Regions from separate parts of the Homo sapiens genome. Here regions 1, 2, 4 and 5 are each linked to region 3. A link is an interaction called in ENCODE POLR2A ChIA-PET data of the cell type or tissue named here. Cell type or tissue: OCI-LY7. All regions are shown on one strand. Region 1 overlaps RAB30 (RAB30, member RAS oncogene family). Region 2 has its middle 58 kb from the start of DDIAS. Region 3 overlaps RAB30 (RAB30, member RAS oncogene family). Region 4 has its middle 68 kb from the start of DDIAS. Region 5 overlaps DDIAS (DNA damage induced apoptosis suppressor).

Evidence for each region. Peaks named below come from ENCODE experiments on the same cell type or tissue, not always from the same donor. Only the 100,000 strongest peaks of a DNase experiment are listed, where the experiment ranks them.
Region 1: POLR2A ChIA-PET joins it to region 3 with 12 read pairs; 15 of 35 experiments call an interaction of 5 or more read pairs at or near these places.
Region 2: POLR2A ChIA-PET joins it to region 3 with 11 read pairs; 15 of 35 experiments call an interaction of 5 or more read pairs at or near these places.
Region 4: POLR2A ChIA-PET joins it to region 3 with 11 read pairs; 16 of 35 experiments call an interaction of 5 or more read pairs at or near these places.
Region 5: POLR2A ChIA-PET joins it to region 3 with 10 read pairs; 12 of 35 experiments call an interaction of 5 or more read pairs at or near these places.

The regions. Positions count from the first base shown.
Region 1 is chr11:83,005,241-83,010,240 of GRCh38, reverse strand. All of the region lies in intron 1 of RAB30 (RAB30, member RAS oncogene family), which reads left to right. Among named protein-coding and RNA genes, the nearest start is that of SNORA70E, 34 kb to the left of the region's middle. RefSeq lists an enhancer at 2,315-2,374. In OCI-LY7, CTCF peaks have their summits at 2,067 and 2,270 (motif pointing right); DNase peaks (open chromatin) are centred at 2,150 and 3,130; H3K27ac peaks cover 951 bases.
Region 2 is chr11:82,957,376-82,962,375 of GRCh38, reverse strand. It overlaps the pseudogene RPL7AP54. Among named protein-coding and RNA genes, the nearest start is that of DDIAS, 58 kb to the right of the region's middle. RefSeq lists an enhancer at 1,498-1,657. In OCI-LY7, no CTCF peak of the experiment used is centred here; DNase peaks (open chromatin) are centred at 1,445, 1,765 and 2,215; H3K4me3 peaks cover 1,469 bases; H3K27ac peaks cover 3,756 bases.
Region 3 is chr11:83,061,045-83,066,044 of GRCh38, reverse strand. All of the region lies in intron 1 of RAB30 (RAB30, member RAS oncogene family), which reads left to right. Among named protein-coding and RNA genes, the nearest start is that of RAB30, 8.4 kb to the left of the region's middle. In OCI-LY7, no CTCF peak of the experiment used is centred here; DNase peaks (open chromatin) are centred at 1,834, 2,674, 3,286 and 3,974; H3K4me3 peaks cover 4,743 bases; H3K27ac peaks cover 5,000 bases.
Region 4 is chr11:82,967,590-82,972,589 of GRCh38, reverse strand. No RefSeq gene overlaps it. Among named protein-coding and RNA genes, the nearest start is that of DDIAS, 68 kb to the right of the region's middle. RefSeq lists enhancers at 681-770, 831-910. In OCI-LY7, no CTCF peak of the experiment used is centred here; DNase peaks (open chromatin) are centred at 2,139 and 2,599; H3K4me3 peaks cover 1,656 bases; H3K27ac peaks cover 5,000 bases.
Region 5 is chr11:82,928,363-82,933,362 of GRCh38, reverse strand. DDIAS (DNA damage induced apoptosis suppressor) reads right to left here. Exons shown (of 6, transcript NM_145018.4): 4 at 4,425-4,586; 5 at 3,089-3,206; 6 at 1-1,631. Among named protein-coding and RNA genes, the nearest start is that of DDIAS, 29 kb to the right of the region's middle. In OCI-LY7, no CTCF peak of the experiment used is centred here; a DNase peak (open chromatin) is centred at 2,922; H3K4me3 peaks cover 1,861 bases; H3K27ac peaks cover 4,742 bases.

The DNA of each region.
Region 1 (5,000 bases), 56 kb after region 3:
GGCCTCAAGCGATCCTTCCTTCTTGCCCTCCCAAAGCACTGGGATAACAGGCACAAGCCACCACGCCCAGTCCAAGTATTTATTTCATAATGCTGTATCATGTGGCTTCTCTGTTAGCCCTTCTCTATTGGTATATAGAGGTTTTACTTCTCCCTCCATCTTGGGGGTCATCTTAGCCAGATGTGGTGGCCCACACCTGTAATCCCAGCACTTTGAAAGTCCAAGGCAGGAGGATCACTTGAGGGCAGGAGTTCAAGACCAGCCTGGACAACATAGTGAGACCACATCTCTACAGAAAGTAAAAGTAAGTAAATAGGTAAATCTTTGTGCACATTTAGGAAGCATTCTGTAGGAAAATTCCCAGAAGCAGAATTTTCCTCTTGCTGGGTTGAAGTGTGTGGACCTTGTGAAGGCTTTTGATGAGTATTGAAAGGCTTTTGATGAGTATTGAAAAGTTGCTATTGAGGAAAGTTGTGCCTCTTTCTACTTCACCTGTTAATGTTTGGATGCCATTCCTGCCTTCAGTAGGTTAACACCAGTGGCCATTTATTTATCTGTTTATCTTGAAATAAGTTTGGACCTCTCTGGTCTTTTGTTATTTGTTTTTATTTTATTTTATTTTATTTTATTTATTTTTGGTGTTTTTGGCTCCCTGGGCATGTTGTTCCTGGGATTAAAATCCCAGAATTTATATTTTCTTTAGGATTTCCCTCAGGTTCCATCTGTTGCTAAATTTTACACATCCACATCTTCCACCCAGCTCTCAAACTGTACCCTGCAGCATGGTTACAGAATTCTTGATTTCATAGACTTTTTGAAATCTGGAACTCTTTGAAAGAGACTACTTATTTTGGCTTAAAAATTTCCCCGTTTTTGGCCGGGCGCGGTGGCTCACGCCTGTAATTCCAGCACTTTGGGAGGCCGAGGCGGGCGGATTGCCTGAGGTCAGAAGTTTGAGAACAGCCTGGCGAACATGGTGAAACCCAGTCTCTACTAAAAATATGAAAATTAGCCAGGCATGGTGGCGGGTGCCTGTAATCCCAGCTACTTGGGAGGCTGAGACAGAATTGCTTGAACCTGGGGTGTGGAGGTTGCAGTGAGCTGGGATCTCACCATTGTACTTCAGCCTGGGTGATGAGAAACTCTGCTCAAAAAAAAAAAAAAGGTTTCCCGCTTTTTGGCCATTTCTTTAATAAATACTTGTTGAATTCAACTTTAAGGAGCTCAGGGTTCATTGTTATGTGATGGAGTCTAACGTATATGGGAATTGAAGAGAGGTGAATTTGGGCCAGATTATGAAGAGCCTTGTTACACCATCCTACCTAAGGAGTTGAACTGCATCCTCAAGGCTGATAATTAGTTGGCACTTTTGGGAAAACACTTCGTAGACTGGCTGCAGGGAGCCTGGTTAGAAGTCCACAGTAGGCTGGGTGGGGGAGAGCTGACTAGTCCCTGAGCCATGTTGGTGCAGTGGGGACAGGGGTTAAGCAGGGGTGTATTCAAGCAGGCCTTGGTGACAGATAGGTTATGGTATGCTGTGTGAGTGTGTGTGCATGTGTGTGCGTCCATCCCTGCTGAGGGAAAATTTGTACCCTATCTTCTGCATAAGAATTTGCCATGATACAGGAATTTGCCAGGATAATGCACTGGAAAACACTTAGGAAACTAAAAGTGCTCTATAGATGTAAAAACATTGATAGTAACAGTATGTAAGAAATTCTGCCCAATGGGGTTGATTCAAGGATGCAATAATGGCCTGGTGTGTGTAAAGCTCTAGACAAGTAGTCATTCTTTTGCTTGACACAGGACCTGTCACAAACTTGGGAGAGTTCTTTTTTTGTCTTCATCTATTCAGGTTGCTGAGCATGTGGACACTTGCTTCCCTCTCACTTTTTCTCCTGCTTCCAGTGAGGAGGGAATCTGAACAGCTGAAGGAGGGGTCCAGCCTAGTGTGACAGTCTTCCAACAGGGAGAAGACATCTCTGTTCCTGGTAGGCCTCTGATCTCCGGGGCAGAGGACCATCAGGGGAAAGACTTGAGCCCAGTTCTGAGCCGTGGCCCTGACCTCTGGCTCCCTGGCCAGGCTGCTTTGTGTGTTCAGCCCGGTGGGAGGAGACTGAATAAGCTGATAAGAAGGTTCTTCCGGTCCAGCCAAGCAGGCGCAGGGAAGCTTCTGCAGAGGAAAGATTAGACACGGTCCCTGATTTAGAGAATACAAGGGGGAAGGCAATGGGGCAAAGCCCAGAGCTCTTTGCAGTGGTATTGTTTATTGTTGGAGGAGGACAACAGAGGGAGCCCCACCTGCTTGTGCAGAAGACAGAAACAGCAAGTTGGGTCTGCAAGTGCCTTTTTTAGGGCAGTTTAACAAACATGTTTTGCAGACAGAAGTCTCCAACTTGGAAGGGGGTCGATGAGTGGGAAGGGTATCCTTTTTCTTCCCCCAGGAAACAAAGCAGGAGTATTTCCAGGCACATCTGAGCCTCTTTGTCAAGCACCTGCTCCCAGGTGCTGTGGTACGAAACAAATTAGCCCCGCCTGGGGAGTTAACTGAGTGGGTCCTAAGCGGTGGCCTCTTCCCTTCTCTTCTCACCTATATGTGGAAAACCAAATCTGTGCTTAGTGTAGGGATGCTCCCCATGGCCAGCTTCTCACTATGGCAGAAAGAGCACCAGAAGATAATTCAGGTGTTTGCTTGGGTTAATGCTGATGAAATGCTGCTTTGTGGAATCATTCTCATGTTTGGAATCCCAAATCCGTTTTGTATTTCTAGGAATTAGGAAAATATCAAACATAATATATGAAGAATAAAATAAAATATTTGATTGTCTTGATTTTTGAAAATAGTATTATGGAGGTCTCAGGCCTGCTTTATTTTTCATTTTCATTTTTACTTTTTGCATATCTTGAAAAGTATTCTAAGGGCTGCTTCTGAGCTCCTTCCTCCTAACTCCACCCCCAATCCATGGCATGTGTTCATGCCAGCCACCCCTGACAGTTTTGTCTGTGGCCTTGCCCAATGGAGATTTATATGTGCAGATCTTATTTGTCCTGGCAGCAGCTCTGATTTGGAGTCAGGGGACCTGTGTTTGCTCTTCTGGCTCTGTTGCTTACATGCTGCGTGGCCTGAGGCAAGTCACTATCTTGGTTTCAAATCTCATTTCTGTAAAATGGGGAGAAAAAGATGAGCTCCTTCTGCTTCCTCAGAAATGTTCTGTGTCAGAGTGAAGTGAGAGTAATTTCTAAGCTGTAAGAATGTGTGAGAGTTTTGTTTTTATTCATGACACAAGCAAGCTATTGTTTGATCCATTGGTTTTGGCTGCCATACTGTGGATACTTGGTTTTGAGGGAAGTTGGTCTGAAAGAATGAATCCTCCTTGTAGAGACTCACTGTGCTGAGACATGGTTTAGAGAAAGCAGTGATACACACAATGAACTGGAAAAGCAACTCCAGAGTCTGGGTGGGACATTCCTTCCTGGGGTCCCTGTCCCATGAAGGGGTGCAGCTGGGCAAAGAGAAAGACACAAAGATTGAAACAGAGTACCCCAAATAGATTTTTTTTTAAACAGGGCCTCTCTCCCTGTATTAGGAAAACTGTCTTGCTTTTGAAGCACTACTATAGACTGAATAAAAAGGCAGAGTATAATTTAAGAGTTGGAGGTTATCTTCTTTCCTAGAAAGAGCTAAATATTATAGCCTCCCCAGGGGCAACTACTGTTGCCAGTTTCTTTTGTGTCATTCCAAAAATATCTTGTGCCTATACAGATATAGAATCATATGCCCCCGCCCTTTCTTCATACTGTAAACACACCATTCTTTGCCTTGCTTCTTTCATTTAATACATCTTGCAGATATCCATAGCAGGCTGTGTGGTGGTCCATTGTTGTATGGCTACCTTAATCTATATAACCATTTTCTGCTAATGGACTTTTAGGTTGTTTTTATAATTGCTATTCCAAATACTGTTGTAATAAATATCCTACTACATGTGCCTTTGTGAGTATAAATGTGATAGATTCCTAGAAGTGCAATTGCTGGGTCAGAGGGTTTGTAATAGCGTTTTTAGCTTTAAATCAATAGTGCTCTCCATAGAGGTTGCATTGATTTACCTCCCACCAGTAGTATACAAGTGCCCCATTTCTCCATAGTGTCACCAGTACAGGATAAACTTGGCCAATCTGAGATGAATGGCCTCTTATTATAACTACATATAGTTAAAATTATAATTTATAAGTATAAATTTACTATAGTTTGAATTTACTTTTGTAAGATTGATCAGTTTTTTAAAAAAAAAAATGTAAGTGCTATTTTTATTCCTTTCTTGTGAATTATCTGCTCATGTCCTTAGCCTATTTTTTCTAGTCGGTTATTGAATTTTTCTTATTCATTTTGTAGGAACTTTTTATGCATGTAATCAATTAGACCTTAATAATATATATTGCAGTCAGTTCTTCATTTTTATTGTTTTGCCATACAGAATTTTTGAAACATTTAGTGAAATTTCTCAGCCTTTTTACTTTATAGCCTTGATTTTGAGTAATTCTTAGAAAGCCTTCTCTACTTTAAGGTTTTATATATATGTATATATATAATGTTTTCTTCTAGTACTTTTATGCCTTCAGTTTTTTAGATCCAAACTTTGAATCCATCCAGAATTTATTTTAGTATAAGGAGTGAGACAGACCTCCAACTTAATTTTTTTCCACAAAGACCTGGGTTTTGAATCCAGGCACTTTTACTCATTAGCTGTTTGATTTTTGAACTAATTAATCTCTCTGAACCTCAGTTTTCTTATCTGTATAATGGGAATATTAATACCCATTTGATGGCCTACTGAAAAGATTAAATAAGATTACATGTGGAAAACATTTAGCACCGTTCCTAGCACACAGTGTGTTCAAATCATGGTCCAAATGGCCAGGAACCTGGGGACACATAGTGTGTTCTGGCAGAGGAGAAATTCTAGGTAGCCAGGATACAGAGGCCACCTTGTGACTCACCA
Region 2 (5,000 bases), 100 kb after region 3:
ATACACCCAAAGGAATATAAATCATTCTATTATGAAGACACAGGCATATGTTCATTGCAACACTATTCACAATACCAAAGACATGGAATCAACCTAAATGCCCATCAATGATAGACTGCATAAAGAAAATGTGGTATATGTATACCAAGGAATACTATGCAGCCATAAAAAAGAATGAGCTCAACTAGCTGGGCATGGTGGTATGTGCCTGTAGTTTCAGCTATTTGGGAGGCTGAGGTGGGAGGATGACTTGAATCCAGGAGACAGAGGTTGCAGTGAGCTGAGATTGCACCACTATACTCCATCCTGGGTGACAGAGCCAGACCCTGTCTTAAAATAAAAAAGAATGAGATTGTGTCATGTCCTTTGCAGGAACATGGATGGAGCTGGAGGCCATTATCCTTAACAAACTAATGCAGGAACAGAAAACCAAATATGGCATGTTCCCACTTATAAGTGGGAGCTAAGTGATAAGAACACATGGACACACAGAGGGGAACAACACACACTGTGGCCTATTGGGGGGTGGAAGGTGGGAGGAGGGAGAGGATCAGGAAAAATAACTAATGGGTACTATGCTTAATACCTGGGTGACAAAATAATCTGTACAAAAACCCCCCATGACACAAGTTTACCTATGTAAAGAACCTGCACAAGTACCCCTGAACTTAAAATAAAAGTTAAATAAATTAAAAAAACAAAAAATACAGGGTAAATGCCATAGTGTCTGGTACATAATAGGCATACAGTAAATGATGAGTAATATTACATGTATAAAATAAAACGTTAATTATCTAGCAGGCCATTGAGAGATGGTGTCTAGTTAATTAGGCTGAATGGCTACTCAGTTACAGGTTTAATATTAGAGTCACCATATCCACTTGCCTGTGTTATATAAGAAAGAAATACTCCAAGATAAAGGAAGAGTTGTAAGATATTGTCAATGGCATTTATCGACCCTAATTAACTTAATCACGTCCATTCAGCTTGTTCAAGTTTATATTTGTTCAAATGCTTTCAATCAATCTGTCTTCATCTGTTACCGGCCAAACTGAAAGCCCTGAGACAAGTAATCTCTTTAAGCCCTGCTGAAATATAGCTATTTTGCCAAACATACAATACCCTAAGCTTGGATCTTGAAAAAGGTGATAAATACTTCTCCAGCAACTGCTGGTTTTGGGGCCTCTGTTTAGACATCTTGCATAATATTTTTTTCATGATTCTTTTGGTTGGTTGATTTTGCAATTATTGAAGTCGTAATCAATAACAAGTATATACAGCACCTGGATCTGATTACAGGCACTGTTGTATCCATTAACCCAGCTCTGAGCCCTTGCAGTTACTTTCACCAAATGAAAGGCTGCTGGGCACCCCTGTGTTTTACAATGTCATGTTATTATTTCCCACTCAAGGCAGGCAAGGGGTGGACAAACAGCTTGTCTTGGCACAGCTGGTGCCTCTAGTTAGCAGAAAATGCTTCAGACTGTGAAGGAGCTGTACGGAAGGGCCAAGTGGTCATGCACTTTGGCTTGGCACATAAAGGGATCTTATTAGAGGAAAGGTGTGATTTTTTTTTTTTACAGGTGAATTTATGTTTCTCCCTTGGAGGCAACTTTCTCTAATCACATCACAAATTAGGCTGAAAAACAAGTGATAGATCAGAGAAAACCACTGCAGGATACCTAACCTATGCTTGACCTTAAGTTATTCAAGTAGTGGCAGACATTGATCAACAGGAAGGAAGGTGTTTCACCGAGAAATGTCTAGCTTGAGAGATGAGGGTTCATGCAGCATTCTCCTTTAGCCTCATGAGTGGCAGTGCAGAGTACTGGAAAAATTAGAGCTCTGGTTCTGCCACTTATTAGTGACATGGTCTTAGCCTTGAGAAAGTTACTCGACCTCTGTAAACTCAGTTTACAAAGTTTACAAAAATATTTTCCTCAATCCTCATAGGTTACTTATAAGGAATAAATGAGCAAGTATGTAAAATATCTAAGAGATGGCTCAGAGGGAGAGGCTCCACATATTAGAGTCTTTTGCTTCCCTCTGTATAATGCACATATTCCTTTTTTTCAAAAAATTGATCTTTAAACATCTTTAATATGAACTAAAACATGAATACGGAAAAAGTGTATTATGTAATGGAACTATTATAAACACCCTTGTATTTGTGTCAGGAAATAGAACTTTGCCAGCCACCCCAGAATCTCTTCTTTCCACCTCAAAGTAACCGCTATTTTCACTTTCGTAGTCATCAAGGAAGTGATGCACCCAAATGTGTATCTCAAGGCACTTAAGTTTAATCTTGCCCATTCAAAAAAAAAAAACAACTAATATACATTTTAAATAATTTTAGTATATATCTCTTTCTCTCCCTTACAGTAATCTGTGGAAGAATGTGAACTGTTTGACCTGCAGTTTCTCACAGTCTGGATTTTGCTGATTTTATATTTATGGTGGAGGTCTGCATGTTCTGTCAGTTGTATATTTTTCATATTGACAGCTGGATGCAGAGGGAGTATACTCATGTTTAATCCCTTTGGGAAGATTATAGGAAGTGGTATCTTCTTCCATCAGAAAGCAGATATCTTCTTGTCTCTCTTTGGAATGTTAGCAACCATCGACGCTCATTGAGTGCATCCATTATTTGTTGGGGGTTACAAAATGGTAATATTCCATTTCTACCATTTAATAAATGCATTAATTAAAATATTTTTATAAAGAGAGCTTCCCTTCACCTATTTGGTTATCCAATGGTACAATTCATGAGAGAAAAGCAAGATAAATTTTTAATTTTTTTCCCTTTTTACCAGTTATCAACATAATAAATTGGTTCTCTATCATTATCTGAAGGTGATTAGTGTTTTTTTAATTGTTCAAAACCGTGAAAAATATTAAATGTCAGGTTTTTGTTTTGCCTTGTTTTTTTTAAGAGATGAGGTCTTATTTTGTCACCCAGGCAGAAGTGCAGTGGCATGATCATAGCTCACTGCCATATCGAACTCTTGGGCTCAAGGGATCCTCCTGCCTCAGCCTCTCAAGTAGCTGAGATTAAAGACTTGTGCAATTGTGCCTGGCTAACATTTTCATTTTCATTTTTTGTAGAGATGGGGTCTTGCCATCTTGTCCAGGCCAGTCTTGAACTCCTGGGCTCAGTTTTTTTTTTTCTTTTTTTTTGGAGACAGGGTCTTGCTATGTGCCCAAGCCTCCAAACTCCTGAGCTCAAGTGATCCTCTTGCCTCAGCCTCCCAGGTAGCTGGGATTATGGGTGCATTCCACCACATTTGGCTTTGAAGGTGACTAGTTTTTAAAATATTATAAACTTATGAAATATACTTATGTATTTATAAAAATACTATATACACTATCTCTAATTTTTAAATCATTTTTTATATTCTTCCAGTAATATTCTATGCATACTAAATTATTTGTGTATCTTGACAGATATTTGTTTTACTATTTTGCTATTGCAAACAATGCTTTATGGAATATTTTTCTTTTATACTTTCTCATATATGAGTGTATTTGTGAGATAAATTCCTGGAAGTGGGATTGCTGCTTTTAAAAGAGCACATCAATTTAAAATTTTCATAAATAATGCCAATTTATTTTCCACATAATTAATACCAATTACATTCTCATTGTCTTAATCCATTTTGGGCTGCCGTAACAAAAAAAATCTGAGACTAGGTAATTTATATCTATGATAAATAAAATAAAATACATTTCTCATACTTCTGGAGGCTGGTAAGTCCAAGATCAAGGTGCTCACATCTGGTTTCTGGTGAGGGCCTTTTTGCTGCATCCTCACATGATGAAAGGACAAGTTGGAAAGCTAGCTAAATGCTACGTGAAGCCTCTTTTATATGTGCCTTAATTCTATTGATGAGGGAGGAACCCCATGGCCTAATCACCTCCTACAGATCCCACCTCTTAATACTATCACATTGGCAACACCTGAATTTTGGAGGAAACACATTCAAATCATAGCACCAATTGACACTGTATCAGTAGTAAGGCATTCTTTCAAAAAAATACTTTCAATTGGGTGGGGATGTAGGGCATAAGAGGTCAGAAAAGAAAGCTTGAATTCTTTTTGGCTGAAGGAGAATTTTTTATTATCTTTCTGTACAGAAAACTCAACAGTGTGCATTTAACTAAGCTTAGTGGCATGTTTTTTAGCCTTTGTCTTTTCTGGCTTGGCATTGTAAGCCACAGATTTTGGACCCAGGATGTTGCCTCCCCATTGATGGTGGATCTCATTATATCTGTCATTGTAATTGATCCTGAAGCTCCCAAAGTTTAGCTAAAGCTCCTTGTTTTTTCCATTTAACCTGTGTGAAGGTGACAATGATGCAGGTCCTCCTGTGGACTAAACTTCCCGGCCTTGCCTTCTCTTTGATAACACAGTAAGGGACCCCCATTTTACAACACAGGGCTGGCAGGAAGACAACCAGCTTGATGGGATCCATATCTTGTGCAGTCAGCACCAGCTGAGACTTCTTGTTCACCATTGAGTTGGTGACAGTATTAACCCCTGCTTGAAGGACAGGTGAACTCTTAGTGGGGATGTCTCCATTGCTGGCAGCATTCCTGTCAGCATGGGCCAACAATTCCTGCTTCTTCTCTTGCTTTGTCACTGGTCTGTACTCGTGGGCCAGCTTAAGAAGCTGAGCAGCTGTTAGGAGGTCCAAGGCCTGGGTAAACTGGTTAATCACAAGAGGCACTTCCAGTGACCTACAGAGGATAGTTCTTTGCTGCTGCAACCTAATATAATGAGGCCATTTGACAAAGTGAGTGAGATCCCTTTGGGGTGGATGTCCTGTCCAGTGCTAAAATTCTTAGGCCTTTTCTCAAACAGGGGAGATTCACCACTTTCTTGGCTTCTTGCTTCTTCATGACAGCAGGGGCCCCAGCCATCTTCTTCCCCTTGGTCTTATTTTGTTTTAGCATCTTGGGTGGCTAGAGAAGAGACAACAGAAAGCTCAAATTTTAACAGA
Region 3 (5,000 bases):
ACTACGTAGGCCTCCTCAAGATTAGCCTAACGTAGCAGTTCTTAATTCATGCCTGAAAGGTCCTCAGGAAGACCATGAACCTTTGAGATCATGTTAAATTGTATACGTATACATATTTATGTGCTGGAGTTCATACGTACATGCACATATTTTTGTATCATACGCGTGTGTCCTTGAGCAAATTACTTAATCTCTTTGAGCCTCTGTTTCTTTGTAAGGTTGTTGGGAGGTTCACATGATGAGATCATGTGTTTTAAATGTCTGACACTATGCTTGGTATAGCTGGTGCTCATGGTAGCTGTTTTTAACATTATTTATCCTTTTAAACATTTTATTTATTGGGTGGTGCTTGTTTAGTATCCACAGTGACAAAATGAGGAAAAAGATAATTTAGTGTAACTACACAACCTGATTCAATGGGAAGTACACAACATCACTGATGTAGAATTTTTGCCAGAAATGCTTAACTTAAATCTAACCATGGGGCTGGGCATAGTAGCTCACATCTGGAATCCTAGCACTTTGGGAGGCCACGGCAGGAAGATTACTTGAGCCCAGGAGTTCAAGACCACCCTGGGCAACATAGGGAGACTCTGTCTTCTCCTTTCCTTTCCTTTCCATTCCTTTCCTTTTCTCTCTTTCCTTTCTCTCTTTCTTTCCAGAGCCTCACTCTGTTGCCTAGGCTAGAGTGCAGTGGTGTGATCACAGCTCACTGCAACCTCTACCTCCTAGGCTCAAGGGATCCTCCCATCTCAGACTCCTGAGCAGTGGGGACCACAGGTGTGCACCACCATGCCTGACTAAATTAAATTTTTTTTTTGTAGAGACAAACTGTCACTATGTTGCCCAGGCTAGTCTTGAACTCCTGGGCTCAAGTGGTCCTCCCATTTTAGCCTCCCAAAGTGTGAGCCACTGTGCCCAGCTCTTGTCTCTATTAAAAGAAAAAAAAAATCTAACCATAAATAAATAATCAGACAAATCCAGATTGTGGGACATACTGCAAAATAACTGGCTTATGATCTTCAAAAATGTCACGCATGAAAGACAACAAAAATGGAAGGTATGAGGGACGACAATCTATATTAAGGGAGACTAAAGAGATATGACAACCAAATGGAACATGTAATCCTAGATTGGATCCTGGACTTAAAAAAAAAAGCTACAAAAGACATTTTCAGGATAATCGGGGAAATTTGAATGGGAGCTACATATTAGATAATCAGTAACAATGTTAGTTTTCTTGGATGTGATAATGATTCCATTTGTTTAACCTGACACGTTGTAGATATTGGTATATGATCAGCTGGCGTTCCTGAATGTCTTCAGGAATGTCATAGCAAAGCTAGAACACATCAAGGGCTGCTTCAGGAGGTAGTGATTTTCCTGGTCATTTCAAGTATTTAATCAGCCTATGGGCTGGGATACCACTTTTTGGGACATTGTAAGTGTTGTTTTATATCCTTTCTAAATACAATCCTGTATTCTGTGACTGGAAACTTCTACAGCTGGCACTCTATGTGTGACATTACTAGAGGGAGCAATGCAGGAGGAACATTAGCTGTTCCCAAATCGAAGGGAAAAGGTACCTAAATATATATCTCAAATTTGTTTTTTGATTCTAGAATTGACATAAGATTGGCTGGGCGCAGTGGCTTATGCTTGTAATCCCAACACTTTGGGAGGCTGAGACAGGTGAATTGCTTGAGTCCAGGACTTTGAGACCAGCCTGGGCAACATGGTGAAACTCTGTCTCTACAAAAAATATGAAGATATTTTTGTATTTTTTAGCTGGGTGTGGTGGCGCACACCTGTGTCCCAGCTATGGGGAAGGGTGCGGCTGAGGCAGGAGGATCCCTTAAGCCCCAGAGGTCAAGGCTGCAGTGAGCCCTGATCATGAGACCTTGTCTTAAAAAAAGAAAAGAAAGAAATAACATAAGATTAATTAAAATTCATTACAGAAAAACACATGGACTGTATAGGGAAAGTCCTCTTTAATTCTACCCACAAAGATAATCAACTGTTAGATTTTGATGTGTATTCTTCTGTCATTTTTCCCCATATGTGTACTAGCAATATTATTATAGCACATGTAATTCTGCTTGTTCTCTTTTACTTAATATATTTTGGGCATTTCCCCCATGTATTTGCATATTGCTCCAACTTACCTGTTTTAATGGTTGTTGGGAACTGTGCTACAGTGAGCCTTTGAGTACCTCATTTTATTATGAATTTGTGGGAATATTTCTGTAAGATATCTTTCAGGGGGCAGAAATGCTGAGTCCAAGGGCACTAGCATTGCCCCCTGATTTAAATTCTTGTCAGCAATGTTGAGAGGGCTAACTCTACATACCTTTGCCAAGTCCATTAGCCACTTGGGCTGAACTCTTTTACTAAGGGAAGCTAGTTGCGAAGGGTGAACAGAACGGGGGCAAAAATTGAACTACGGAGTTCCTGCTGGTTTTTGTGATGGTGGTAATAAAAGTTGATGTGTAAATAATGTAGAAATCCCTGGAAGAGAGAAATACTTTATCCCTGCCTGCAACACAGTACAGTGTTTAAAAAGTGAACTGAAACAATAAAGCAGTCAAGAGTTTTCCCCAGAGAATTCTGCAGAAAAATTTTATTTTCTAGTTACGGTTAGTTAACTTCACTAAAATGTGGACGTCATCAACCTTGAAATGAAAATATCTTCTGCTCACTTCCTCTACATCTCAGTCATGCAACCACATTGCAAAGAGAATTTAAGCTCCACTTTTAAAATATCTGAAGCAGGTGGTTAAAAGGCCCGAGTGTTCATTTTTCTGAATTTCAGTAGAAGCAATCAAAGGGCAGATTTTTGGCATTTTTCTTTAGAGAAGCAGGTGTGAGCTTAGGAGTGGCCATCAGTGAGTCACTTTGCCCTAACAGGAACCCTGGGGAAGAGATTGTGAGGATCGCAGCCATGAATTATTTTCACTCTTTAGCCACTGTGGCTGGGTGAAGCAAACAAAAAATTTGAGCTGTTTGCTACGTGGACAACTTATCTTTTTTTTTTTTTTTTTTGAGACGGAGTCCCACTCTGTCACCCAGGCTGGAGTGCAGTGGCGCAATCTTGGCTCACTGCAACCTCCAACTCCTGGGTTCAAGCGATTCTCTTGCCTCAGCCTACCGAGCAGCTGGGATTACAGGTGCCCACCACCATGCCTGGCTAATTTTTTTGTATTTTTAGTAGAGATGGGGTTCCGCCTTGTTGGCCAGGCTGGTCTCAAACTCCTGACCTCAGGCGATCCGCCCACTTCAGCCTCTCAAAGTGCTGGGATTACAGGTGTGAGCCACCATGCCTGGCTGAGCCTCAGTTTCTTTATCTATAAAATGGGGATTATTGTGGGGCTCAAAGGAGATGTTGTGTATAAAAGGACTTTGGCAAATTTATGTGCACATAAATATATTCTGTTGTCAAAGGGTTCATGTCTCAAACTCTCAAACTGAGCAAGTTCATACTAGTCTTTCCTTTAACTCCAGTGGCCTTTGTAGGCTGAATGACTTTTTGAAAGGAATTCTGTCTCATGTTGTCTAATTGTTCCTTCTTCAGCCAGTGTTTGTGTGCTAAATGCAAGGTCCTGTGCTGGGTATTCTGATAAAAAAACAAAGGTGGAACCATCTGAGTGCTTTCCTTGTTCACCACTTTAATTGTAGGAAACTAATATCTTTTAATGAGAGTCTTCAATAAAAGATGCTCTACAAAGTTGTATTGTGGATGCTGTCTTATTATCTCAATTCTAGGCAGTAGAATTTAGCTCAATTTTTTACATACAAATGAGGAACCAATTTTCAGTAAGGTTAAGTAAACTTGTTTTGTTTTTCGACATGACCTAGCCCTCCCCTCCCACTCTGAAAAATGCAGATATAGACCCTAGGTAGGCTTTCTGAAACCAAAACTATACTGTTTCTGTAGCTGCTTCCTGTTCTTGCCTTGCCTTCTGATTGAAAATATAAGCTTCATGAAGCCAGGACCGTCTGGTGGCATTTACTTTCATATGGTTCATGTTATTTTCAGGCACGGGGGAAGAGTTTTCTGTAGACCTTTTGTTCACTGGAGCCATAATGTGAACTGTCATAGCATCTACTGGGTGCCAGGTGGTTTATGTTTTATTTGATTCTTTTTCCAACTTAATTCGAAACCTTTCAAACCTTTAGAGCAATTGCAAAAATAGTACAGTGAAGCCAGGCACTGTGGTGCACACTGGTAGTCCCAGCTACTCAGGAACAGGAAGAATGCTTGAGCCCAGGAATTCAAGAGCAGCCTGGGCAACGTTGTAAGACCCCATCTTTAAAAAAAAAAAAAAAAAAAAAAAGAAAAGAAAGAAAAAAATCCCACCTAAAAAAACAAAAAACAAACGAAAAACATTCCATGTACCTTTTATCTGGATTAATTTGCTTTTGTCTTTACACACATACACACACACGTGTGCACACACACAGATACTTTTTCTAAACCACTTGAAAGTAAGTTGCAGATATCGCCATGCTTTGTCTCTAGGCCCTTAAGCATATATCCCCTAAGAACAAGGACATTCTCCCATGTAATCACAATACCATTACATGGAAACAATCATATTTTTCTGATTTCCTCAGTCGTTCCAATGTCCTTTATAACTTTTAAAAAATTTTTCTGATCCAGAATCTTATCAAGACTACTTACCCAATACAGTTGTGTTCTTTAGTTTCCTTTAATGTAGCATATTACCTGTATTAGTCAGTGTTCTCCAGAGACAGAACCAATAGGATGGATGGATGGATTGATGGATGGATAGACAGAGAGAGAGGGAGAAAGAGAGAGAGAGAGAGAGAGGTGGGAAGAGATTTGTTAGGGCGATAGGCTCGTGTGATTATGGAGGTTGAGAAGTCCCATGACAGGCTGTCTATGAGCTGGAGACCCTGGGATGCTGGTAGCTTAGTGCAGTCCAAGTTGAAAGTCCTTGGAACTGGGGAAGCTGACAGTGGAACTCTCAGTCTGAGGC
Region 4 (5,000 bases), 93 kb after region 3:
ATTTTCTACAAAATTAGTAATGAGATTACTCATCACTAGCAGGACATTCACTCCTTCACCCATCCATTTATTCACCACTTATTGAACATGTACCATAGGGCAGGCACAAGAGTCTGCCTTTTAGATGCCCCCATCTCCACTGCAAAAGTCATAGATTTGTACCTTTTCTTGAAATTCATTTCCACTCCAATCCTTACCTCTCACCCTCTGCCTTGGGCGTGCATTTCAGAGATGAATGTCCTGGACTAAGAGTACAGTAGGTCATGAAACATGATAGAGTTAACAGGATGACAAAGGGGTCAAACCTTTGACCTTGGGCTCTCTGGCATAGTGTTCTTTAGTTAATTGAACATAGGCAAACTGTAACCCTTTCTGCCACTATTATTTGGTATTTATAAAGTATTGGGCTTTGAAAATCATCTGCTATAATTTTGTTATTGTCCTATGTCAGCTTATCTGCAGTTGGTAGGAGGCTCTTAATTTTGCTATTTTAGCACCTTCACTAAAAGAATGTGTTTGCAGAAATTTCTTTTCTAAATTCACACGTGTCATGGTTTTTACCTGTTCCATTATTAATATTAGTTTGAACCACATGGAATTGGCATTCTTATAAGTCAAAAACAGCCAGATACTTGCAATTTTATATCATTCTCATATTGTGTCCAGAATTGGTGGGTTCTTGGTCTTACTGACTTCAAGAATGAAACCACGGAGGCTTGCGGTGAGTGCTACAGTTCTTAAAGGCGCCGTGTCCGGAGTTTGTTCCTTCTGGTGGGTTTGTGGTCTAGCTGGCTCAGGAGTGAAGCTGCAGACCTTTGAGGTGAGTGTTACAGCTCATAAAAGCAGTGTGGACCAAAAAAAGCGAGCAGCAGCAAGATTTATTGCAAAGAGCCAAAGAATAAAACCTACACAGTGTGGAAGGTAACCTCAGCAGCTTGCCACTGCTGGCTCCGGCAGCCTGCTTTTATTCTCTCATCTGGCCCCACCCACATCCTGCTGATTGGTCCATTTTACAGAGAGCCGACTGGTCTGTTTTACAGAGAGCTGATTGGTCCATTTTGACAGGGTGCTGATTGGTGCGTTTACAATCCCTGAGCTGGACACAAAAGTTCTCCAGGTCCCCACTAGATTAGCTAGATGCAGAGTGCCAATTGGTATATTCACAATCCCTTATCTAGACTTAAAGGTTCTCCAAGTCCCCACCAGATCAGCTAGACACAGAGCACTGATTGGTGCATTTACAAACCTTGAGCTAGACACAGTGCTGATGGGTGCATTTACAATCCCTTAGCTAGACATAAAGGTTCTCCAAGTCCCCACCAGATTAGCTAGATACAGAGTGCTGTTTGGTGCATCCACAAACCTGAGCTAGACACACGGTGCTGATTGGTGTGTTTACTATCCCCCAGCTAGGCATAAAGGTTCTAGACTCAGGTCCCCACTAGACTCAGGAGCCCAGCTGGCTTCACCCAGTGGATCTGCCACCGGGGCGCAGGTGGAGCTGCCTTACAGTCCCGCGCCGTGAGCCTGCCCGGACTCCTCAGCCCTTGGGCGGTCGATGGGACCGGGCGCCTTGGAGCATGGGGCGGCGCTGGTAAGGGAGGCTCAGGCCGCGCAGGAGCCCACGGTGGTGAGGGGGAGACTCAGGCATGGCGGGCTGCCGCTCCCGAGCCCTACCCCGCGGGGAGGCAGCTAAGGCCCGGCGAAAAATCGAGCGCAGCGCCGGTGGGCCAGCACTGCTGGGGGACCCGGCGCACCCTCCGCAGCTGCTGGCCCGGGTGCTAAACCCCTTACTGCACGGGCCGGCAGGGCCGGCGGGCCGCTCCCAGTGCGGGGCCCGCCAAGTCCACGCCCACCCGGAACTCTAGCTGGCACGCAAGCGCCGCGTGCAGCCCCGGTTCCCGCCTGTCCCTCTCCCTCCACACCTCCCCGCAAGCCCAGGGAGCCGGCTCCGGCCTCGGCCAGCCCAGAGAAGGGCTCCCATGGTGCAGCGGCGGGCTGAAGGGCTCCTCAAGCGCGGCCAGAATGGACGGCGAGGCCGAGGAGGCACCGAGAGCGAGCGACGCTGCGCGGGCTGCCAGCATGCTGTCACCTCTCAATATGATCTTGTAAGTCATAGCAGCAAAGACTGGCAGGCAAATGCCACTTTAAGTTTTTTCATTCTGCTTTGTTTTAACCACTAAGGGAATTTGGACAAGTTAGTTTGCCTTGCACATTGGTTTTTCCACTAGTTAAATGGGACAAATTGCAAACTTGCATATAATTTTAAAATGCTCATTCATATAAAAATCATTACAGATCACTGAAAAAAAGCATAAATACAGTTTATTCCTAAAATATCAAAATGTTTAGATCATTGTGCTTCTCACATGGGCAGTGTAATACTACAGATACACAATTCTTTGGCAAACTGGAAATCAGTATTTTGAAAAACATTGAGGATCACTATTACTAATTGACTCAGTTATTCCATGTCTGCTACCTGGCAGACTATAATTGATATATGCTATCTATATACCTCAAAACGCATCTGCAACTGAGAGATGAAACCTCGAGCTATAGTTAAACCATAATCACATGGGTGTACTTTCGGCCAGGTGCTCACATCTGAATAGTTCAAGACCTGTAGTACATTTCAGGAACTGAAATATCTTATTTCCATTACTTGCAAGAAACACATGTTAATAATATAAGACATCTTATCTGTATTTTCATGCCTGGAATTTATTCGGGCCATAGAATGGTTACATTTTCACATCTAGATCAAAATAAGCTTGGAGAAACAGTGTTTCTGACTTTGATCTTAGAGATGAACCCACAAGAATTAAAAACTGTATGAGGCCTGACATTCTACAAAGTTTACTGATGCTCATATTTATATTTAATCTTCATCGTAACCCTGTGAAGTACTTTCAGCTCCTGAAGTACAATGCATACAGATTTTGAGGCAAGGCAAAGATTAAGACACTGCTTTGAACATGGAAATATTCTGAGCAAAGGGAATGAAGAGTACAAAGGCTTTAGGCCAAAGTACCTATATTATTTTGGACAAGTTACTTAACCTGTTTTCACCTCGGTTTTCTCATTTGTTAAATGAGGATCTCAATGCTTGTCTTCATTTATTTGCCAGTTACCTATTATTATGCGCCAGGTAGTGTTCTAGTGACTGGAACTATAGCAGTGAACAAAATAAAAAAAAGGTACTTTTGTGGAATTTGCATCATAGCATGGAAGGGGTAGAAAATAAAGAAATGTATAGTACATCAAGTGGTGATAATGACTATGAAGAAAATAAGGCCAGGCATGGTGGCTCACACCTGTAATCCCAGCACTTTTGGAGGCCAAGGTGGGCAGATTGCTTGGGCCCAGGAGTTCAAGACCAGCCTGGTCAATATGGCGAAATCCCTTCTCTACAAAATACAAAAAATTAGCTGGCATGCTGGTGCATGCCTGTAGTCCCAGCTACTCAGGAGGCTGAGGTGGAAGGATCACTTGAGGAGGAGGTCAAGGCTGCAGTGAGCAGTGATTGTGCCATGGCACTCCAGCCTGAGTGAGGGTGAGAAAGAAAAAACAAACCAGGGAAAGGTCATGATGGTGGAGTGTTGCTAATTTATGTATGGTGGTCAAGGGAAGGCTTCATTGATAATGTGTCATTTGAAAATAGACCTGAAAGAAGTGAGGAAGGGAACAGTATACAAATCTTGATGAAACATGTTCTAGGCAGAGGGAACAGAATGTGCACAGACATTAAGGCAAAAGAATTCCTGGTTCTCTAGGAGCATCAGGGATTCTGGTATGGGTGAAACAAAATCAATGAATGGGGCAAGGATAGATGAGATTTGAGGGGGATACTGGCATAGATCACAGCACCTTGGAGGCCATTGCAAGGACTTTGGTTTTCACCTAGAGTAAAATGGCAGCCCTTGGAGGGTTTTGAGTAGAGGAGCAATTTGGATTTATATTTTAACATGGTCACTCTGCTGCCCTGTAGAATAGATTATAAAGGGGCAAAGGCAGAAGAAATGAAACCATCTAGGGAGACTACTGGTAAACTGCAGGTGAGAAAAGGTGACTTGTACCATAGGAGTAAGTTTGGAGATTGTGGGAAGTGCTCTTGATTCTGGCTATATCTTATTTAACTTTGTATTATATTATAGAAAATGTCAACATAGATAAAAGCAAAATAGTGTAATGATACTTTATGTACACATAATTATCAATTCATGGTCAATAATTGCAACAATTATCAACTCACGGTCAATAATTGCAATAATTATCAACTCATGGTCAATTTTATTTTATCTATATTCCCCCCATTTTCTCCATTCTGTATTATTTTGAAGCAAGGCCCATACATCATACAATTTTTTTCTTAATTTTTAAATTTCAATTTAATTTAATAACTTTTTTTTAGAGATGGGGGTCTTGCTTTATTGCCCAGGCTGGTCTTGAACTCCTGGCCTCAAGCAGTCCTCCCACCTTGGCCTCCAAAAGTGCTGGGATTACAAATATGAGCGCCTGCACCTGGCTCATCATACAACTTCATCCAGAAATATTCCAGTATGTATCATTAAAGGACAAGAGTTTTAAAAACAACCATAATATCGTTATTGTATCTGAAAAGTTTTAAATATATCTTTGATATCCTCAAGCATGGATTCTGTATTTTTTTAAAAAATATAGAACCTATAGGTCTATTTATTTATTTTTTTTAGAGACAGGATGTCTTTCTGTTGCCCAGGCTGGAGTGCAGTGGCACAATCACAGCTCACTGCAGCCCTGAACTCTTATGCTCAAGCAATTCTGCTACCTCAGTCTCCCAAAGTGCTGGAATTACAGACCTGAGCCACCGTGCCAGGTCTGGGTTTATTTTTTTTTTGTAAGATAATGCTAATAATTTGGACACTGACAGCTGTTTTACTAATCGATGGGCCATTATGAGCAGAATTATTTGGCTTTAGAAAATTGTGCAACGCAAACACAAAAACAAACACCCAACC
Region 5 (5,000 bases), 130 kb after region 3:
GCATCATAGCTACCTTCATAACCAATAGAATAGCTCTGTGTTACGTTGTTATTGATATGTCCCCAAGGCATTTCTTTCAATGTATTTGTACTTCTATTTGGACTATTGCAAAGAGTTTCTAAAGGATATGTAAGTTTCCTGCAAATTGTAAAACTGTCATCTTGGTTCTTGGACCACCTACAATATTGTTTATTTTCTAATTTGCAAAGATCAGAGACATCATTATACTTCCTATAACACAGAGTTGTCAACTTTTCATTCATTTCTGAAACTGATATTTCTCCACATCCATTCAAATATTTGTTATTTAGACTAGAATGGTCACTCTCCCTGTGTGGTGAGATTCTGATAGTCTTCTTAAGAGTAACTATTGTTTCTAAATCTTTTGAAGATGAAGACAGAGCTGACAGGTAAGGATTCGGTAAAAAATATTCTGACATATCTCTTCCATTATGATTTACAGAGACAGCCTCTACTTTGTTATCTGGTTGTGACTCCTTTTCAACACTAGGACTTAGATTTCCTTTACAGTTGAAAAGGAAGTCATCTTTGCTACAGTTTGCTTTGACTATTACTTGTGATGATCTTAAAGCTATAGGTGGTGTATGCAGGGCTCCAGTAGTTCTCTGGGGAGTCACAGATAACCTGCTGTGGTCTGCATGAAATTTATCAATGTCATTATCTACATGATGTTTCCTACTACTGACATCTGCCTGGGTTACAGCAATCTCACTTTCAAGAACTGCCAGAAACTTGTTCAGGCTTTCAGAGAATGGCAGATCATCCCAAATTTGAGGGTCACCATCCTGGGAACTGCTGGCTGTCTCTTCAAGTCTGAGTAACGAAGGTGGACAACATGCAGATCTCTTCTGAAGGCTAGTTGGGGTATCTATACCATGATGCTGAAAACATGGTAGCTCATGCTGGGACCTATTTTTAATTTCCACTGCACTGTGGAAGGATTTTGTATTACTTGACTCAAGGGGCTCTCGCATTTCCAAAGAGAATAAATTAGAGTCATTAACTCCAATTTCATGATGACTGCTGTGAACTGCACTCAGCTCCTTAGCTTGTAAGCCAAGTTCTTTACCCAACTTTTCTGCTGTACTCTTTTTATCCATATATGAAACAAGGCTCCATGAATCCTGAATGGGATCATGGCAGCTACTGGAACCAGTGGCCTCTGCAATGGAGATGGACTTTCTGTTCTGCTGAAGAGTACCAAAGGCCTTACTTTGTTCTGAAGCTGAAAAATCATCATTATCTGTTAGTTGTGAAACAATGCAAGTGAATTCAAGTGATGGCTGCCAGAATTTTGAAAAAGTATCCTTGCTGCAGGACTTGAAAAAATCAGAAGTGCTGTCAGAAGTATATATGCTGCTGAGATCACTATTTGAGTGATCTAAAGCAAGTAAGTGATTGTTAGGTGCCTGAGAGTCACACTGAAGTTTCCTGAAATTAAAAGTCTGCAAAAGTTGATGGAAGTAGTCAATGACAGTAAAGCCTGCAATACCTGGGTCTGGTAGAACAATCTGGCAAGCCACTAGTGCTTTGGCTTTTCTTTTGTGGTCAGAGCATTGCTGTAAGAAGTTACTGGCATCTGAACCTTGTCCAGGTTGGTTTTCAAAATTCTGTGAAAGAAGCAAAGAAATTTAAGTAAGAATAAAATTGTCTTCCATTTACTTAAACATGAAACAGAAATTTAGCCAGGCACAGTGGCTCATGCCTGTAATCCCAGCACTTTGAGAGGCCGAGGCAGGCAGATCACTTGAGCCTCAAGAGTTTGAGACCAGACTGGGCAACATGGTAAAACCTCTCCTCTAAAAAAAATACCCCCACAAAAATTAGCTGGGCATGGTGGCGTGTGCCTGTAGTCTCAGCTACTCAGGAGGCTGGGGTGGGAGATCACCAGAGCCTAGGGAGGTCAAGGCTGCAGTGAGCCATGATCTTGGTACTGCAGTCCAGCCTGGGTGACAGAGTGAGATTCTGTCTCAAAAATAAAATAAAATAAACAGATTTAAAAGGTTAAAACAGATACAACTATTACCTCCATCCCCCAATTCCAATTTCGATTCTGTTAGTTTTATAGGCAAAGTAGCATATGTAAGAGAATATAAACCTTAGAGTAAAGAGCTTGTTTAAACTGATTTGAAGAAATCCTAGTTCCCGCATTTATTAATAGTGTTGAGACTTTGGACAATTTATTTAACCTGAGTCTTCTCCTTTATAAAATAAAAATAAAAATAAAAATGCAGGATTACTGTTTAGTAATAAAATGGAAAACTGCACAGTGCTTAGAAAATAGCAGTGGCTCAATAAATGGCAACTATCATAGTTCTCTTTAGCTAAGGAAAGAGAGGAGGGGAGGGGAGGGGAAAAAGGGGAGGAGGAAAAAGAAGAGAGGAGAGAAAAGGACTGTCTACGATTTTAACAAGTAAAGCTCTGTAGCCGTTGATTCTACCTTCCCTTTGGATTTTTCTCACTCTTCTGTTGTGGAGTCCTCTTTTAAAACCCTGATTCCAGTGTGGAAAAAAATGTCTCTTTGTTCCCTTTAGCATAGATGAGACAGAAAACTATTACTCCTTCAAAGTCAAAGGAGTAACTTCTTTTTTTTTTAACTTCTTCTACAGTCACTTTTATATTTAAGACCATCTTTCTTAATCTAGTTTTAGTATTCTTATCAATACTCAAGATACTTTGCCTTCAGTGTTCCATTATTCTCTTTTATAGAAGACAGAATTAAAAAGCTAGAGAATTGGTGGAAGTTTTACTATAGAATTTGAACAAAATCCGGAGGGCAAAATAAATACTAAATACCAAAAACAAATATCTAACATTTCTAAATATATAATAAATTTATATTTTTAAGCTCTGAAAGCATTTGAAGTAGGCTCCCCTGACTTTCGAAAGAGGAAGTTGTCACACATGGTGTTTTAACAGACCACCTATAGGCTATTTTTACATAGTTTAAAGTGTTTCTACAGGCCTTCACATGTACAGAACTCCTAACAACTATTTAGAAAATTCACATAATTCATTACAATGGAAATGTTAACAGATTATTAAAAAGAAAGCTAGTCTCAATTACCGTCACTCCAAAAATAAAGCTTTGTCCAACAAAGCAAGTTTCAACTGCTTTAGTTAATAGATTCTGAGTTGTATCATTGTCCAGTGTTTCTGGAATTTTATTAGGATCCTGAATGTACCTTGATTGGAAAAAAAGTAAAAAATGTGAAGCAATGAACTTTGAAATTTTACTTGCCATAAAGTCAGAGACACAATTAATTTGAAAATGCAGCATGAACCTTTTATAGAGGAAAAAAAGTGACTTTAAGAGCCAGGCAGTTTGTTCTCTCTAGTTTCTCATAGCACAGAAAAATCAACAAAACCAATTGATCAAGTGGGAGTAAAGTAGTTACCTGCCTAACCATCAGGCCCGGCAATGATTATAAGGAAAAATAAAAGTGGCAGTGGGAATAGTGGTGGCATCTCTAGCTCTTCACTTGAAAGCAGGAAAAAGTCATCCCTTTTCTCTGATAAGCCTGGTTGTGGTCCCTTTATTGTCTCAAGCACAAAAATGTGGACATAGATTTCTTGCATGTGATTAGGGGAGGAGGGCAGAAGACTGAGGGGGAAGAAAAGCTTTTTTTTTTTTTTTTGAGACAGAGTCTCGCTCTGTCTCCCAGGCTGGAGTGCAGTGGTGCAATCTTGGCTCACTACAAGCTCTGCCTCCTGGGTTCATGCCATTCTCCTGCCTCAGCCTCCCGGCGTAGCTGGGACTACAGGCGCCCACCACCATGCCCAGCTAATTTTTTGTATTTTTAGTAGAGATGGGGTTTCACCGTGTTAGCCAGGATGGTCTCCATCTCCTGACCTTGTGATCCGCCCGCCTCGGCCTCCCAAAGCGCTGGGATTACAGGCGTGAGCTACCGCGCCCGGCCAAGAAAAGCTTTAATTGCTTATTCTTATATTCTCAGGACAATGTCGTAAAAGGTCAAACTATGCAAATTAAATTGCAATACAGATAAAAAATAAAATTTCAATTTCTGAAATGCAAATATTCCCTCAAATAGATTCTTCTGCCTCAGGGGAACCTAACTGTTTCAATGCTAACCTCAATTTGGATAATTCTTCAATTTGAAATGATGTTACTTTCTTAGCCTCTATTTCTGTAACTTGGATTAGAGATTTATAACTTAATATTCTAATTACAGATTAATTACCCTAAATAAAAGGAGACTGTTTTAATATCATCATAATATGTATTCAGGAAATAAACATCTTTCTTACTTGCTTGTCTTTTAAAGGAATTGACAATCTGGGGTTGAATGATTATCTTTCTACAAAAATGCATATTGCCTTATAAACTTGTATCTTCAAATTCTAAGGGCAGTCAGGAAAAAGGATGTTTTAAGTATTCTTACCTGTGCAAACCAGTGGCAGTAAGACCAAAAAATGTATCTAAGCAACTTCCAAATACAGTAATAACAAACAATTTGTTTGATTCTGCAACTTTTAAGGAAAGTTTGTATCTGTAATTGGCATTTCCAGATTCACCAGTAGAGCCACATTTTGGACAATTAGACCTAGAAAAGTGGTGGAAAAAAGTGTGGAGATGTTCATTAAATGTTTTTCATATGATGAAAAATCCAGAACAGTAAAAATTTAAAATAACATTTTGTGTATAAATGCTCCTACACAACTCAAATTCTTCTTAAACTCTTTCAGATCAACTTATTTTAAATTTCTCTAGTCAGAATAGTTAGCGTTACTGATTTAAATTAAACAGCCCCAAGTTGATAGAAATACATACCAAATTGATGGAAAACTAAAGGAGAACTGTGCATGAAAGAGAGGACGAAAAGGCCGGGCGCGGTGGTTCACACCTGTAATCCCAGCACTTTGGGAGGCCGAGGCGGGTGGGTCACCAGGTCAGGAGATTGAGACCATCCTAGCTAACACGGTAAAACCCTGTCTCTACTAAAAATACATAAAAATTA